Linked DNA regions of Homo sapiens: region 1 is linked to region 2. Evidence: read pairs that join two places in POLR2A ChIA-PET (ENCODE). Cell type or tissue: OCI-LY7. All regions are shown on one strand. Links, peaks and the distances in the headings refer to the core of each region. The heading gives the core; the rest is flanking DNA. Region 1 overlaps MRPL48 (mitochondrial ribosomal protein L48). Region 2 has its middle 9.2 kb from the start of UCP2.

Region 1 (8,888 bases), core at 197-8,196, 190 kb before region 2:
CAGCATGGGCAATATAGTAAGATCCGGTCTCTTAAAAAAAAAAAATTAAAAAGACAAATAGTATGCGTAAAGTGCCTAGTAAATAGGACTCAATAAATGGTAGTAACAATGCTATTTTAAATAATATTTATTAATACACAAATATATTCTGTTACTTTCATGAAACAGCTCTCAGTTGCTTGCATCAAAGACCCCTGACCCACTGCTCTCACCACCCACTCCAGACTCTGATGTCTTAAGCTACTCACATGCTCTAGATTTTGCCCTGTGACTTCAGTTTTTTGGTAGTTGTGCAGTCCTTGCTTGGTTCCTGGCTCATGGGAGTATTTTTGTTACCCAGTGCAGCATCTGTGTCCTCATTCATTCATTCGCTGGCGTCACCATCCTCCTCTTCCACTTGCAGGGCCAGAGCTGCTCTTCATTTGCTGATGGGGAGGAGAGGGTAATTGTAGATACAGTCCCAAAATAGATTACTTTTGTCTGGATAAATAATGCCAAGCATTGCAGGGGAGAGGAAGCACATTTCCCAGAGCTGACCGGGAGAGTTCATACCATAATTTGAATGTCTTCCAGAAAGTTGTCAACTCTTTTTTCTTTTTCTTTTTTTTTTTTTTTTTTGAGATGGAGTTTCGCTCTTGTTGCCCAGGCTGGAGTGCAATGGCGTGATCTCGGCTCACAGCAACCTCCGCCTCCCGGGTTCAAGCCATTCTCCTGCCTCAGCCTCTGGAGTAGCTGGGATTACAGGCATGCGCCACCACGCCCGGCTAATTTTGTATTTTTAGTAGAGACGAGGTTTCTCCATGTTGGTCAGGCTGGTCTCAAACTCCGGACCTCAGGTGATCCGCCCACCTCGGCCTCCCAAAGTGCTGGGATTACAGGCGTGAGCCACTGGGCCTGGCCGAAAGTTGTCAATTCTTAAGCCTGGCTTTTAGATAATTAAAACCTTGGTTATTGTACAGACTCAGAAATCTGAACAATTAAAATGAGAAAGCAGTCTCATTTTGATCTTTTTTTCCCATCCAGTCCCTCTTCTATATGAAGTGACCCATTTAAAAATATATTCTGTTCACTCTCATTTCTATTGTTTGTCATGGTTAATAGATCCCGGCCCTGGAGAGACTTTAGAGTCCTCTGATCTAACTTCAAAGTACATAGCTAGTGGTTGGGGGAGCTGGCCTGACCTCTCCTGGGGCCCCAGTTTCCTACTCTGTCTTTTATGCTGACCAATATTAGGTTAAGTGTATTGCACACATACTTTACAAAGTCTTTTAGTACCTGATTCAATTGTGCTTCTGGGATCATCTGCACATTTTGCCCTTCTGTCTATTCACATCCTTCCCAATCTTCATGGTTTTACATCCTCTGGGAGACTTTTCTTAAGTTTTATCTTTCCGCCTCCTAATTTCCTAAGCACTAACATCTTCATTTATGTGAGAAAAGGTGTAGAATAGTGGGGAAATTATGGATTTTGGTGTCAGAGAAACCCAAGACCCTAGGCTAGCTTCAATAGTAGTTGTGTGACTTTGGGTAGGTTACTTAATCTGTTTCCTCAACTGTAAAGTGGTGATAATAATGCTTATCTTGTAAAGGTATTATGATTTAGACACATGGTAGGTGCTCAACAAAGTAGATGTCGGTGCTTAATATATGGTAGCAATGATTATCATTTATTCACTTCTTTCTAATCATTTATTCATCAGAACAAACCTTGATTGTCTACAATGTGCCTGAGAGGAAAGTGACATGACCCTTGCTCTGAGGATCTCTTGGTTTAGCATAGGGGTTCTTGGGTGATGATAAGAGTTTTGGTGAATCTCCTGAAGTAGTAGGCAAACTCTTTATATATCCTTGCTTATATGCATTTGTCTAGGAAGAGGGTTCATGACTGAGCAGATCCTCAGCAACGTCTGTAACTCTGCAAAAGCTAAGGATTTCTCTTAGCCATCTCCCCCTGGATTTCCTGCCAGGTGTGCTTGTTGTTCGCACCACCTATTTTGACTTCATACAATGCCTGCAATATTGCTTAGCTGTTTAATACAAATGTATGTCTGTGTCTCCAGCCATCCAGATGCCTGAAGGACAGAGATTGTGCATACATTTTTTGATAGCTTTATTGAAATATAGTTCACATAACCTACAATTCACCTATTTAAAGTGTGGAATTCAGTAGCTTTTATTATATTCACAGAATTGTACAACCATTACTACAGTTTGAGAACATCATCCCAAAAAAAAACTCCATACCCCTTAGCAGTCATCCACAGCTCCCCAGCCCTTCCAGCCCCAGGCAGCCACTAATTGACTTCCTTTCTCCATAGATTTCACTATTCTGGATATTTCACAGAAATAGAATCATGTAATATTTGGTCCTTTGTGACTGGTTTCTTTTATTTAGTATAATGTTTTCAAGATTCATCCCTGTAGTTACATTTTGTTTTTATATTCTCTTTAACATTCAGCACAGCAGTTGGCATATAAGCTTTTTTTTTTCTTTTTTTTTTAACTTGAGACAGGGTCTCATTCTGTCACCCCAGGCCAGAGTGCAATGGCACAGTCACGGCTTATTGCAGCCTCAGCCCTCTGGGTCCAAGTGATCCTCCTACCTCAGCCTCCTGAGTAGCTGGGATCACAGGTGTGCACCACCACGCCTGGCTAATTTTTTGTTTTGTAGAGAAAGGGTCTTCCTATGTTGGCCAGGCTGGTCTCAAAATCCTAGGCTCAAGTGATCTTCCTACTTTGGCCTCCCAAAATGCTTGGATTGTAGGCATTAGCCACTACACCTGGCTTATAATAGACTTTTTAAAAATAAGCTTTATTTTAGAATAGTTTTAGATTTACAGAAAACTTGCAAAGACAGTACACAGAGTTCCCATATATCCCAAGTTCCCCTATTACTATTATCTTTACATTAGTGTGATTTATTTATTTATTTTTTGAGACAGAGTCTTGCTCTGTTGCCCAGACTGGAGTGCAATGGTATGATCTCTGCTCACTGCAACCCCTGCCTCCCAGGTTCAAGCGATTCTCCTGCCTCAGCCTCCTCCCAAGTAGCTGGGACTACAGGCACGCACCACCACCCCTGGCTAATTTTTGTATTTTTGGGAGAGACGGGGTTTCACCATGTTGGCCAGGCTGGTCTTGAACTCCTGGCCTCAAGTGATCTGCCTGCCTCAGCCTCCTCAAGTATTGGGATTACAGGCGTGAGCCCCCACACCTGGCCTAGAGTGATTTTTTTTTTTATAATTAATGAGCCAATATTGGTATATTAGCTAGTGTCCATACTTTATTCAGATTTCCTTACTTTTTCTCTAGTGTCCTTTTTCTGTTGCAGATCCCATTCAGGATATTATATTTTATTTAATCGTCGTCTTTTCCGTAGGCTCCTCTTGACTGATAGTTTCTCAGATTTTCCTTGTTTTTGCATACTAGACTTTTCATACATCCATGTTGAAAGAATTAAAATTGTTATCCATAGTGGGCAGGATTTTCTCTTTATGTTATGGGACCTTAAGAACAGACTTTTTTTTTGTTTCTTTCCCGTAAAACAAACAAACAAACAAAAGAACAGACGTTTGTTTGGAAGACTGAAGCAAGGGAATTGCTTGAGTCCAGGAGATTGAGGCTGCAGTTGCTATCATTATATTTGTTTTTTTGTTCTTACCTCCATTGTGAAGTATCATTATCACTGTCATTTTTTAATTTTATTTTTATATTTTAATTTTTTTTTGAGACAGAGTCTTGCTCTGTTGCCCAGGCTAGACTGCAGTGGCGAGATCTCGGCTCACTGCAACCTCCGCCTCCTGGGTTCAAGGGATTCTCCTGCCTCAGCCTCCTGAGTAGCTGGGATTACATATGCCCGCCACCATGCCTGGTTAATTTTTGTATTTTTAGTAGAGACGTGGTTTCACAATCTTGGCCGGGCTGGTCTTGAACTCCTGACCTCGTGATCCACCTACCTTGGCCTCCCAAAGTGCTGGGATTATAGGCATGAGCCACCGTGCCCAGCCTATCACTGTTATTGAGAGAGACAGTGTACTATAATAGAGGCATAGCTTTTGTAGTAAGTCAGTCCTCTTTTTTTTTTGAGACGGAATCTCATTTTATGGCCCAGGCTGGAGTGCAGTGGCGCAATCTCTGCTCACTGCAACCTCCGCCTCCTGGGTTCAAGTGATTCTTCTGTCTCAGACTCCTGAGTAGCTGGGAGTACAGGCATGCACCACCATGCCCGGCTAATTTTTGTAATTTTAGTAGAGACAATACCATGTTGGTCAGGTTGGTCTTGAACTCCTGACCTCGTGATCTGCCCGCCTCAGCCTCCCAAAGTGCTGGGATTACAGGCATGAGCCACCGCACCTGGCCATTAAGTCAGTCCTCTTAGCAGCTTATTAGGTATAATTTTTTGGAATATAACCTCTCTGGGTCTCAGTTGCTTTACTTACGAAATTGTCTTGCAGTGTTTTCAGAATTAAAGAAGATTTAATAAAGCCCCTCTCATGATGCTGTGCATGGCAGATGCATACTAATTATTGATTGATATTAGAAAAAAATAGATTAAGTTGGAAATGGTAAACAGTGAAAAAGCAGTGTGGGAGGGGGACTTCTGTTTTTTGAGCATTTACTGTAGTGGGTGGAATGAGAATGATGACCTTGGTTTGTTTGCATGCTTGGTGTTAATTGTAGGGTAGCTTCTTTGTTAGATAAGAGCCTTTTTGTCCTTTTCTGGTTTGTGTACTGTGGGTTTCTTGCCTCTCTGAGAAGACATACTTGGAGGTCTATAAATGCTTAAGATTGTCCTAACATGGCTGTTTTGCTGTAGGTGCTGTGCCTGAGGAACAATACCATTTTTAAGCAAGCCTTTTCTCTCTTAAGGTAAGAATATTAAAAACAATAATTAAATATAGGTAACATTTGCCTTTGGCTTCATAGTTCACACAGCATTTTTTCATCATATTTACTTGCATGTCTATAAGCACATCATGCATCTCCCCTGCCACCTTGCTCCTTCCCCATTCTCAGTTAATAGCATCTCCATTCATCTAGTTGCTGAGGCCAAAATACTTGCAGTTAATCTTTGATGCTGTTCTTTTTTTTTTTTTTTCTTTTTGAGATGGAGTTTCACTCTGTCACCCAGGCTGGAGTGCAGTGGCGTGATCTTGGCTCACTGCAACCTCTACCTCCCAGGTTCAAATGATTCTCCCACCTCAGCCTCCCAAGTAGCTGGCATTACATGCACCTGCCACCATGCCCAGCTAATTTTTGTATTTTTGTAGAGATGGGGTTTCACCATGTTGGCCAGGCTGGTCTTGAACTCCAGACCTCAGGTGATCTGCCTGCCTCGGCCTCCCAAATTGCTGGAATTACAGGTGTGGGCCCCCGCGTCCAGCCAGATGCTGTTAATTCTTCAACAAAACTTGTTGGCTTTACTTTTGAAATATAAACAGAACCTTTTTTTTTTTTTTTTTAATTGAGGCAGAGTCTACCTCTGTTGCCCAGGCTGGAGTGCAGTGGCATGATCACAGCTCACTGTAGCCTTGACCTCCCATGCTCAAGTGGTTCTTCTACCTCAGCCTCCCAAGTAGCTGGGACTACAGGCATGTACTAGCATGCCCCATTCGTTTTTGTATTTTTTGTGGAGACAGGGTTTTGCCATGTTGCCCAGGCTGGTCTTGAACTCCTGGGCTCAAGTGATCTGCCCAAAGTGAGGGGATTACAGGCATGAGCCACTGTGCCAGACCTAGAACCATTTCTTTCTCCAGTTTTTGCCTCATGCTTTCTGTTATGCTAAACCACTAGGGGCCAGCTCCTTATTTTCTCATTGCCTTTACTACCATCACTTTGCCTCCCAACTGGTCTCCCTAGTTTACCTTTGTCTTCTGTTCTTCACAGTAAAGCAGAGTGATTTTTTTTTTTAAAGAGACCTAACATTATGAACATAAGAATGATTCTTTTAAAGCCAAGTTAGCTCACATCACTCCTTTGCTCCAAATTCTCCAGTGGTATCCCATCTTACTCAAACTAAAACCTGCAATCTTTACCATGGCCTATAGGACCTTCCATAATCTGTATCCTCATTTTATACTACTTACTCAGCATTAGCTGTGCTGTGGTTTGCTATTCCTTGATAATCTAAGCACCTTCCCACCCCAGGATCTGTGCATATTCTTTCCTCAGATATCCATATGGTTTGTCCTATACTTTTTTCAGGTTTCTGTCCAAATGTCATCCCATCCAAGAGGCCTTCCCTGACTACTCTATGTAAAATATACACCCCTCCATCAATCTCTGTTCCTTTATACTTTGCTTTTTCTTTATAGCAGATGTCACCATCTGACTCATTTTTTATATATAAAAATGTTTAACTGTCTTTCCTTGCCCCTTAAAAATAAGCATCATGGGGATACTGCCCTATTCCTAGGCCTACGATGGTATCTGACACATAGTAGGCATTTAATAAATATTTGTTAAATGAATGAATTGACCTTCATAGTGACCTGGTAAAACAGATGATATTATCTCAATTTTATATAAATAACTGGGGTCCAGAGAGTTTAATCTGTTGTTTTAATATGATGGAGCTAATTTGGGTTGGAATTAGGATTCAAATCCAAGTTGTCTTTTTTTTTTTAAACTGTTCTGTGTATAGATTGCTCTCCATTGTTTTTCTTTTTTCTTTATTTTTTTGAGACAGAATCTCTTTCACCCAGGCTGGAGTGCAGTGGCACTATCTCAGTTCACTGCAACCTCTACCATCCAGGTTCAAGCAATCCTCCTGCCTCAGCCTCCTGAGTAGCTGGGGTTACAGGCGCCCACCACCATGTCTGGCTAATTTTTCTATTTTTAGTAGAGATGGGGTTTCACCATGTTGACCTGGCTAGTTTCGAACTCCTGACCTCAAGTGATCCATGCTCCTCAGCCTCCCAAAGTGCTGGTATTACAGGCATGAGCCACCGTGCCCAGGCTCCCCATTGTTTTTCTCTAAGTGTGATGAAATACATTTGGTGGTTTATTTCTCTGTTCAGCAGCAAATATGCACCAAGTGTCTTTTGTGTGACAGCCACAGGATATAAAATAATGTATTGTACATCTTCCCGAACTACTCGGCACTCATGATCCTGGATGATTTCTTGAGTCCTTAACATTTATTGAGGGCTTTCTCCCTTTATTTCCCTTCCATCTTCTTTTTTTTTTTCTTAATCCCAAATGTGATAGTATCCCGTTCCATCTTAATCTATTATCCCATCTTAATCAGTCAACTACTATTTGATAAGCACCTCCTATGGCACCATACTAGCTATTTTTCGTTATCTCTAATCTTCACAAAAAACACTACAAGGCAAATATAAATATCATTTTGCAAAAGAGGAAACTGACTCAGAGTTTAAGATACATTTTCAGTCCCATTAGATTGTAGTATTATTATCTTTTTTTTTTTTTTTTTTTTTTTGAGATGGAGTTTCGCTCTTGTTGCCCAGGCTGGAGTGCAGTGGCACGATCTTGGCTTACTGCAACCTCCGCCTCCCAAGTTCAGGTGATTCTCCTGCCTCAGCCTCCCGATTAGCTGGGATTACAGGTGCCCACCACCAAACCCGGGTAATTTTTTGTATTTTTAGTAGAGACGGGGTTTCGCCATATTGGGCAGGCTAGTCTCGAACTCTTGACCTCAGGTCATCTGCCTGCCTCGGCCTCCCAAAGTGCTGGGATTACAGGCGTGAGCCGCTGCGCCCGGCCACTTCTTCGTTTTTTAAAACTCACCTCAAAATAGTTTCACCTCCCTAGTAGGAGTGACCATACTTTCCTTTGTGTCCTATTTAATTTTGTATGTTTCTGTTCTGGATCAATACTATATTGTGGCTCACATTCGTTTACCAGCACCTTTCCCAACTAGACCATGGATAGAGACATCTTACTTATATTTGCATTCTCAGGATGTGGCACTTTGGCACACATCAGGTCCTTATTAAAGTTTGTGGAAGGAAGAAAGGAAAGAAGGAGTAAGGAAACAGCATTGATGCATCTTTAGTGATAGAATATAAATTTTGCAAACTATGCAAATAAAATATGGGTTTCTAATTGTATTGAACATACTTTCTCCCTCCTTTTAGGTTTAGAACTTCAGGAGAGAAGCCCATCTATTCTGTAGGTAAGCAGTTTTTACCTGATGTAGTTGGCCTGCTTTAAGTGACCCTTTAGCACTCTATAATAATTTTGCCTAGAAGGAAGCCTACCATATCTTTGAGAACAGTGGCCTGAACCAAACCCCACCCCTCCATGTGAGCATGGAATAGAACCATGGGTGAGAACATCAAGTAGTGGCTAAGAGCAAGAGCTCTACAGTAAGTTTGGATTCCAACTGTACTACATATTTATTTGATCTTTGGCTATTTCTCTGTAGCTTGGTTTCCTCACCTTAAAAAATGAGCAGGCTGTGAGGCCGGGTGCGGTGGCTCACGCCTGTAATCCCAGCACTTTGGGAGGCCGAGGCGGGCGGATCACCTGAGGTCAGGAGTTCGAGACCAGCCTGGCCAACATGGTGAAACCCTGTCTCTACTAAAAATACAAAAAATTAGCTGGGCGTGGTGGCAGGCGCCTGTAATCCCAGCTACTCGGGAGGCCGAAGCAGGAGAATCGCTTGAGCTCGGGAGGCGGAGGTTGCAGTGAGCTGAGATTACGCCATTGCACTCCAGCCTGGGGGACAAGAGCGAGACTTCATCTCAAAAAAAAAAAAAATAATGAGAAGGCTGTGCAGCATGGTGAGACCCTGTCTCTACAAAAATTTTTTTAAAAATTAACTGGGTGTGGTGGCACAGGCTTGTGATCCTACCTACCCCAGAGGCCAAGGCAGGAGGATCTCTTGAGCCCAGGTTACAGTGAGCTATGACTGTGCCACT
Region 2 (8,888 bases), core at 430-8,429:
TTTGTATTTTTAGTAGAGGTGGGGTTTCGTCATGTTGGCAGGTTGATCTTGAACTCCTAGCCTCAATAGATCCACCCACCTCGGCCTCCCAAAGTGCTGGGATTATAGGTGCAAGCCACCACACTCCACCTAGTTTTCTTTCTTCTTCTTCTCTTTTTTTTTTTTTTGAGACCGAGTTTCACTCTTGTTGCCCAGGCTGGAGTGCAATGGCATGATCTGGGCTCATTGCAACCTCCACCTCCCGGGTTCAAGCGATTCTTCTGCCTCAGCCTCCCGAGCAGCTGGGATTACAGGTACCTGCCACCACGCCCAGCTAATTTTTGTATTTTTAGTAGAGACAGAGTTTCACCATGTTGGCTGGGCTGGTCTTGAACTCCTGACCTCAGGTGATCCACCCGCCTCGGCCTCCCAAAATGTTGGGATTACAGGCGTGAGCCACCATGCCTGACCCTAGTTTTCTTATATAGACAAATCTTTATAACATACTTTTAGTTTGTACCTCATGTAAGACAAAGTAGAAAACTATTATATTTACCCCAAACACAGCACTGACAATGCCAACCTGGTGAAAAATATTAAATCCTATATATAGGCCATAGTATTGAACACATGCTTATATTAACACTCTTAAGGAAGACATATATTTATAGAAGTTAAGCCACACATAGTCTGTTTTGTTATTTTATTTTTAGAGATAGGATCTCGCTCTGTTGCCGAGGCTGGCGTGCAGTGGTATGATCATAGCTCACTGCAGCCTTGAACTCCTGGACTCAAGCAGTCCTCCCACCTCACCCTCCTGAGTAGCTGGGATTAAGGCACGAACCGTGCCTGTAGCTACTATGTGTAGTGCCTGGCTACAACTAGTTTTATAAAGAAGAAAAAGTCAGCGAAAGTATTTACGTAATAACATTCTCAAATTCTTTGTTTGCCAGATATCTTATTTGGTCACTTAGGGTACAGTTTTAAACTAGTAAACAATTATACTATAGAAGAACTAAATTAAATTATAACATGGCACAGACTTCCTAAGGAAGGTAACTCAAAAAATCTAAAAAGTGATACCAATTATTCTAATTAACATTTGAGATACTAAACGAATTAATGACCGAAGACAACCTTTGAAACTTATTCAATTATTTTTTAAAAGTGTACTAGCATAATTTAAGATCAGTTTGCCTAAGATTACATCTTTTATTTTATTTTTATTTATTTATTTTTAGATAGGGTCCTGCTATATCACCCAGGCTGGAATGCAGTGGCACAATCAGAGATCAGAGTTCATTACAGTCTCAAACTCCTGAGTTCAAGTGATTCTTCCATCTCAGCCTCCAGAGTAGTTGAGACTACAGGCGGTCACCACCACACCCAGCTCATTTTAAAATTTTTTTGTAGAGATAGAGTCTCGCTATGTAGTTCAGGCTGATCTCAAGCAATACTTCCCACCTCAGCCTCCCAAAGGGCTGAGATTACAGGCATGAGCCGCCATGCCTGTCCAGAGTATGTCCCTATCGTAGGTTTATCACTAGAATGTTTTGATCTGAAGACATAGCCTTAATGATTCTAAGTGTAATTCTAACCTAAAACCAAAATCCTTGGTTTGTAAACATCAAATTCAATTTTATATTAATTCGTACGGCAACTAAGCAAAAAACAATTTTTTAAATGTCCATATTATTTATTACACTAAACAATTCTGACCACCAACAACCAAGAGGGGGCGGAAGGGAACAACACTATGAGACCATGAAAACATCTTGCTTCTCAACAAACTTTCCTCCCTCGCTTTAACATTTTTGAGGATTCTTTCCCAAACCTATTACATGTATATTATGATGGTTACGAATTTCCCAACTCCGCCACTCCTTTCAGTGCACTATTATTATTATTATTTTATTTATTTATTTTTTTGAGATGGAGTCTCGCTCTGTCGCCCAGGCTTGAGTGTAGTGGCGCGATCTCCGCTCACCACAACCTCCGCCTCCTGGGTTCAAGCGATTCTCCTGCCTCAGCCTCCCGAGCAGCTGGGATTACAGGCATGTGCCACTGCGCCCAGCTAATTTTTGCATTTTTAGTAGAGACAGGGTTTTGCCATGTTGGCCAGGCTGGTCTTGAACTCCTGATCTCAAGTGATCCACCCGCCTCAGCCTCCCAAAGTGCTGGGATTACAGACGTGAGCCACCATGCCTGGCCATCAGCACATTATTTTTAATATCTTAATTAAAGGGGAAAAAAATCACCTACTTGTAATAACAAAACAATGTTGGAAACTGCCATTAAAACACAAGTGAAAAACAGATCTCTTCCCAGACTCATGGGACTATACATTTAGGAAGTACAAAAAATATTAAAAATTAATTACACTCAATTGGATACATTAAATATATACAGCTTTTTGTACATCAATCATACCTAAATAAAGTGGTTTTAAAAACAAATGAGATGGGCCGGGTGTGGTGTCTCACATCTGTAATCCCAGCACTTTGGGAGGCTGAGGGAGGTGGATCACTTGAGGCCAGGAGTTAGAGACCAGCCTGGCCAACATGGTGAAACCCCATCTCTGCTAAAAACACAAAAATTAGCTTGGCATGGTGGCACACGCCTGTAATCCCAGCTACTCCAGGGGCTGAGGCATGAGAATCTCTTGAGCCTGGGAGGTGGAGGTTGCAGTGAGCTGAGATGGCGCCACTGCACTCCAGCTTGAGTGACTGTCTCAAAATAATAATAATAAATAAATAAAAACAAACGATCCAACCCATACCACCAACTGATAAAGAAACAAACAAATGAGTTATGCAAAAGAAAAGTCATGCTTTTTGGTTTAATCCTACTTTAAGAACACTAACAATAATTTGCATGCAATACATACAGTTCCCTAAATACAATAGATGAATTATTTTATAAACACATCTTATTTTTGTTTATGGAGAATCTGCTAATAAACACATTTTCTATTCAATGTATTATGTATGTATGAACGGGAAGTAACCTTAAACATTTTAAATACTGGAAATAAACAAAAGAATTATAAGCGAAGTAATACAAAGTGCCTCGTGTTTTTATCCTGGAGCCAACCTGTAGAAATCGCAGGTTATTAAGAGAACTTTGAAAAATATTGTTTTGAATATTGAAAATCACGTGTTTTGGGGAAGGAGAGAATTAACAGCCTTTCTTTGCCTTAAAATACTTTACATTTTATGTAATTGCAATTGGAATGAAGCAGCTCCTAAAGTAGTCAGCATTTGGGTCAGGGAAATTGAGCACAGGAGCAAACTGCTGTTTGTTTTCTCAACTCCTTCACAATGCTCAGCTGAAGAGGTTCCCACTTAAAAGAGCTGCTGAAGTCATTTCTATTTTAGAAGGGTAGTATGAATGAGTTTTTCTATGTGTTAACTAGAATTTATGGTAATTTGTAAAATGTTTTTCCATTTTTAAACTTAAGAGTCTTTTATGTCCACCCACGAAGCAGCAGTCACTGCTAGGGGTCTTAGGCTAACATCTGCCACCCCACCAGTCTGCATGGCCCATAAGCAGGTGTGGAGAGGACCAGAGTTCACCTGTCAGCAGCACCACGGAATCAACTGTCCAGCCTTTCTGCCATTAATTACCACAGATGTGGTCTTTTTCCTGATATTCTATTCCCACCGGAGGCTTTTTATTAAGACCTTGTACCTGTGAACGCATTTGGGGCACAACATATTGTCTTCAAGTTATGGGGTGGAAAATTGGAGGCAGGAAGCAAAAAGAGTGCACTCACTCTCCCTTCTTGCTTTTCTGGAACCCAGCCTTGTCCAGCATGAAACTGGAGGTGAAGCCAACCATCTGTGTCTGCAGGGAGTCTTCTCCCATGGACACTAGCCACCTGACACCATGGGCCTCATGTGGAGATCCCACTGCTTCTGGTGCCTTCTCCCTGGCTGCATTTCTGGCCCAGGAGGCCAGCGAAGCTTCTGGGGCAGAAGTTGTCACCACAACTGTATTAACTCCCTCAAGGAGAGCAGCAGACTCTTCTAGGTCAGGCAACCCCTCCCCAGGGGGAAGAGCTACTTTAGGAGGATGTGTCTCCTCAGGGCTTTTCGGGGTAATTTCCCCTTTGTCCACCTTTGATTGTTTTGGTAATGATTTCCGGATTCTGGCCTCTTTTGCTGTGCTAGGAAAATTCTTTTGATTTGGATAGGCAAAGGCACACAGGAGCTTATTTCTGGCACCAAAGGCCTGTGTGGCTTTGCCTTTAATTATAGACACCAGGCCCACAGAATGTCCCGGTGAAGCCGATTAACAGGTTGCGGTTTAGAGGGTAATGAAGGGATTAGTATCTTCTTCTGAGGTTTGGGGTTGTCCCTATACTCTGCTGCCTTCTTTGGGCAGAGCGCTTTTTCACCTTTAGCAGAAATTTGTCCTTTGGTTCCCTTTGCTGATGTTCCTGGCAAAGCAATTGTGTTTGGTTGATTAGAAGCCTGCTGATCCTCTTCCCTCGACTTCTCTGAGGAGGTCCACTCCCTGCCTTTTGCCTTCTCCATACTCAGAGAAGAAGCAGAGCTTGGTCCAAAAATTCTCAAATCAGAGTGAAGGTATGCAGTAACCATTGCTACCAAGATGGAAACAAATTCTATTTTTCCATAAAGAGTCTATGAAAAGAAGCCGGGCACAGTGGCTCACACCTATAGTCCCAGCTACTCAGGAGACTGAGGCAGGAGGATTACTTGAGCCCAGGAGTTTGAGTTTAGTCTGGACCACATAGTGAGACCCCACATCTCTAAAAAAGTTTTAAAAAATTCTGTGAAAAGAAAAACCCAAAGTGAGCAGCAGACTTACATATAAACATTGTTTAAAAAATACGTTTGCCAAAAAAATGGAAATAACCCAAACATCCATCAATTGCGGAACGGATATATGCTAATAAAATGTGGTATATCCAAGCAATGAAAAGAAATGAAGTGGCCGGGCATGGTGGCTCACGCCTGTAATCCCAGCACTTTGGGAGGCCGAGGCGGGCGGATCATGAGGTCAGGAGATTGAGACTATCCTGGCTAACACGATGAAACCCCGTCTCTACTAAAAATACAAAAAATTAGCCAGGCGTGGTGGTGGGCGCCTGTAGTCCCAGCTACTCGGGAGGCTGAGGCAGGAGAATGGCGTGAACCCAGGAGGCAGAGCTTGCAGTGAGCCGAGATTGTGCCACTGCACTCCAGCCTGGGTGACAAAAGCAAGACTTCATCTCAAAAAAAAAAAAAAAAAAAAAAAAAAAGAAGAAAAGGAATGAAGTACTGATCCATGCTATACCGTGGATGAACCTTGAAAACATTATGCTAAGTAAAAGAAGCCAGTCATGAAAGACCACACATTGTGTTTCCATGTATATAAAATGTCCAGAACAGGCAAATATATAAAGACAGATGGTAGGGCTTCAGGGAATGGGGAGATTGATCATGACAGCTAATGGGTATGGGGGCTTGTTTTTGAGGCAGTGAAAATGATCTAAAATTGATTGTGGTGGTGGTTGCACAACTCTGTGAATACACCAAAAATCACTGAATTGTACACTTTGAATGGATGAATTGTATGCTATTATGAATTATATTTCAATAAAACTGTTAACAAAAATGGGGAGAAAATGGCTAGGTGTGGTGGCTCATGCCTGTAATCCCAGTGGTTTGGGAGGGCAAGGAGGGAGTATCACTGGAGCCCAGGAATCAAAAACCAGCCTGGGTAACATAGGGAGATCCCCCATCTCTACAAACAATTAAAAAAAAATTAGCTGGGCATGGTGGTGTGTTCCTGTGGTCCCAACTACTCAGGAGGATGAGGTGGGAGGATCACCCAAACTACTCAGGAGGTTGAGCCTGGGAGGTTGAGGCTGCAGTGAGCTGTGATCACACCACTGCACTCCAGCCTGGGCAACAGAGCAAGACTCTGTCTCTAAAAAATAAAAGGAAAAAAACCAAAATGCAAATTAGACCATTTTAGCATTCTCTCTCTCTCTCTTTTTTTTTTTTTTTTTTGAGACAGAGTCTCACTCTGTTGCCCAGGCTGGAGTGCAGTGGCACAACCTTGGCTCACTGCAACCTCCACCTCCTGGGTTCAAGCGATTCTCCTGCCTCACCCTCTGGAGTAGCTGGGACTACAGGCACCTGCCACCCTGCCACCACACCTGACTAATTTTTGTATTTTTAGTAAAGGTGGGCCAGGCTGGTCTTGAACTCCTGACTTCAAATGATCCACCCACCTCGGCCTCCCAAAGTGCTGGGATTACAGGCGTGAGCCATCACGCCTGGCCCATTTTAGCATTCTCTTAAGGATGGCTTGTTGCACTTTGAATAAATTCGAAATGGGTTAAAAAGCAATGGCCAGGGGCAGTGGCTCATGCCTGTAATCCCAGCACTTTGGGAGGCCGAGGCAGGCAGATCACTAGGTCAGGAGTTCCAGAACAGCCTGGCCAACATGGCAAAACCCTGTCTCTACTAAAAATGCAAAAATTAGCTGGGCGCAGTGGCACATGCCTGTAGTCCCAGCTGCTGGGGAGGCTGAGGCAGGAGAATCGCTTGAACCCAGGAGGCAGAGGTTGCAGTGAGCCGAGAACATGCCACTGCGCTCCAGCCTGGGTGACAGAGTGAGACTCCGTCTCAGCAAAAAAAAAAAAGAGAATGTTTTCCAAGGCTTCTTATAAGATGTCAGTGAATCTTCATAGTCTGAGTTGAGACCTTCTAAAACAAGCTTAAGGTATGCTGATTTGCATACCTTTGACAAGGTTTAACTGACATATAATTTATAAATATCCACAGGAATTTTTAATGTTCCATCATATCATTTCTCAATACTGGATGTTCATTATTTTATACTTTTGCTACTTTAAATACCAAGAAGCCTTTTCACAGGAAGAATAAAATCTCCATTATCCTCCAGAGTGTAGGTAACAAAATATAAAATTAAACCAGATATACGTTTGACAAACTAACACTGAAAATCACCAATATTCATAATGACATTACATTAACAGTTATCATAAAGTCTATAAAGTTTATCCTTAGATTTATAAAAAAATGCAGATTGTCTCAAGGTAAAAAATATAGTAAGTGCTTTTTGCTAAAAAGCTCTTTGTTGAATTAGGATGTGTTATAATGATCAAGACACCAGACAATACTAAATGTTACCCAAACTACAACACAACACACTTTGAACATAATTTAAGCCTAAATTATTCTGCACCAGCAGGATTCTTTTTAGTGCCTGGCAGTATAAAGCTTTATAAAAGCTTTATAAAAGCTTTTTTCTTAAAGGTATTTAAGAAAAAAGACACAAAGTGTGAATAACAAGTTATGTGAAAAAATTAATACCAATGAAGATTAGCAGAGAGAAGTGAGGAAGGTGACCATCTCTCCATTCTGATAAGATGCCATCTCTACACATTACATTCTTTTCAAGAAGTAGAACTTAAGATTTAGGTAAAGAAAACTGGAAAAACCAGCCTGAATGTGAATATCTAGTGTTAAAGCAACTTCCTAGAATGAGTGAATAAAGTTAAGAACATATATAGTTTTCTACTGGAAAGTAAGAGTTTTTGAAGGCTTTCTTTTCTGCAAGGTTTGTAGTGTGACTGTTTTCCTACAAACTCATTGAATTCAGAGCTAAACAGTGGAATTACAAGCATAGCTCAAGAGGAACCCAGTCTGTTTCTGTTGTAGCAACCTAAGATTTCTGTTATGTTGTTGAATCTGTGGTTGCTTCCTCAATGACCATTTCAAATGACTCTGTCCTCTCATCTGCTCAAAGCAGGAAGTCAAATCAGGTTTTCCTTTTTCATCAGAAGCATCACCACACTTTCTGTTTGCGTTGATGAGATGGTACAGCATAGTGACATATCCACAGAAATCCTGCAAATCCACTTTGCTCCTTAATATTTTCAATGCTTTATGGGCACCCATACGACACAAGCAAACCCTCCTTGTGGTTTTATTTTATCAAATGGAAAAGATTTCTCTCATCCCATCATTCAACATTGTAAGCACATGTGAAGCATGAATTACTTCAAGGATCATAACTCCAAGACATAATAATAATATAGCAAGAATAACAATGGTGAAATATATCTTGACAGTTTTTGAGATCTTGTACCTTTGGAAAGTAAAAGAAACGGGGATATGACTTCTGGGGATGACTTCTGGATAACTGGTCTAATATGCTGAGGAGCTCTACTCTGATGGATTTGGATTCATTGGTGAGAGGAGCCATGAAACAAGCAATATACAATTCTTGTTTAGAACTCTGCTGCAAGTCACAGGTTCCAAATCAAGAAGGCTTTCACAGTGTAAGATACTGAGAAGAAAACCACAGTTGGGTTGTTTTGGTTGTGTGACCACATCACTGAGACACAGACACAGTGTTGTGCTTTTCAGAGTAAGTGCCTGATCAAAATTTCTCTCTATTCTGTACTTCTTTTTCACCAGTGTTTTGAACGTTTTGTAGGTCTTTAAAAAAGTTGTCCAGATGCTCATATGAAAATTTGCAAACTTTTGGTGAAAGATTTCCCATCATTAAACCAGCAAGAGTAGCCAGGCATGGTGGCTAGCACCTGTAATCCCAATGACTTGGGCAGCTGAGGTGGGAGGATCACTTGAGTCCAGAAATTCAAGACCAGCCTAGGCAACAAAGCGAGCCCCTGTCTCTATAAAAAATTTTAAAATTAGCTGGGCCTGGTGGCAGGTGCCTGTAGTCCCAGCTACTTGAGAGGCTGAGGCAGGAAAATTGCTTGGGCCCAGGAGTCTGGAGGCTGCAGTGAACCGTGATCACGCCACTGCACTCCAGCCTGGGTAACAGTGATACCCTGTCTTAAAAAAAAAATCTGTTTACAGACTGAAGCAACCCTCCCGCCTTAGCCTCCTAAAGTGCTGGGA

Evidence for each region. ChIA-PET counts read pairs that join two places held together with the same protein. Peaks named below come from ENCODE experiments on the same cell type or tissue, not always from the same donor. Only the 100,000 strongest peaks of a DNase experiment are listed, where the experiment ranks them.
Region 1: POLR2A ChIA-PET joins it to region 2 with 6 read pairs; 2 of 35 experiments call an interaction of 5 or more read pairs at or near these places.

Annotation. Positions count from the first base shown.
Region 1 is chr11:73,800,211-73,809,098 of GRCh38, forward strand. MRPL48 (mitochondrial ribosomal protein L48) reads left to right here. Exons shown (of 8, transcript NM_016055.6): 2 at 4,817-4,869; 3 at 8,103-8,140. Among named protein-coding and RNA genes, the nearest start is that of MRPL48, 17 kb to the left of the region's middle. In OCI-LY7, for the core only: no CTCF peak of the experiment used is centred there; no DNase peak of the experiment used is centred there.
Region 2 is chr11:73,987,644-73,996,531 of GRCh38, forward strand. It overlaps the pseudogene DPPA4P3 and the pseudogene LOC100421622. Among named protein-coding and RNA genes, the nearest start is that of UCP2, 9.2 kb to the left of the region's middle. In OCI-LY7, for the core only: CTCF peaks have their summits at 1,688 (motif pointing right) and 2,766; DNase peaks (open chromatin) are centred at 1,713, 4,038, 7,728 and 8,318; H3K4me3 peaks cover 2,947 bases; H3K27ac peaks cover 5,631 bases.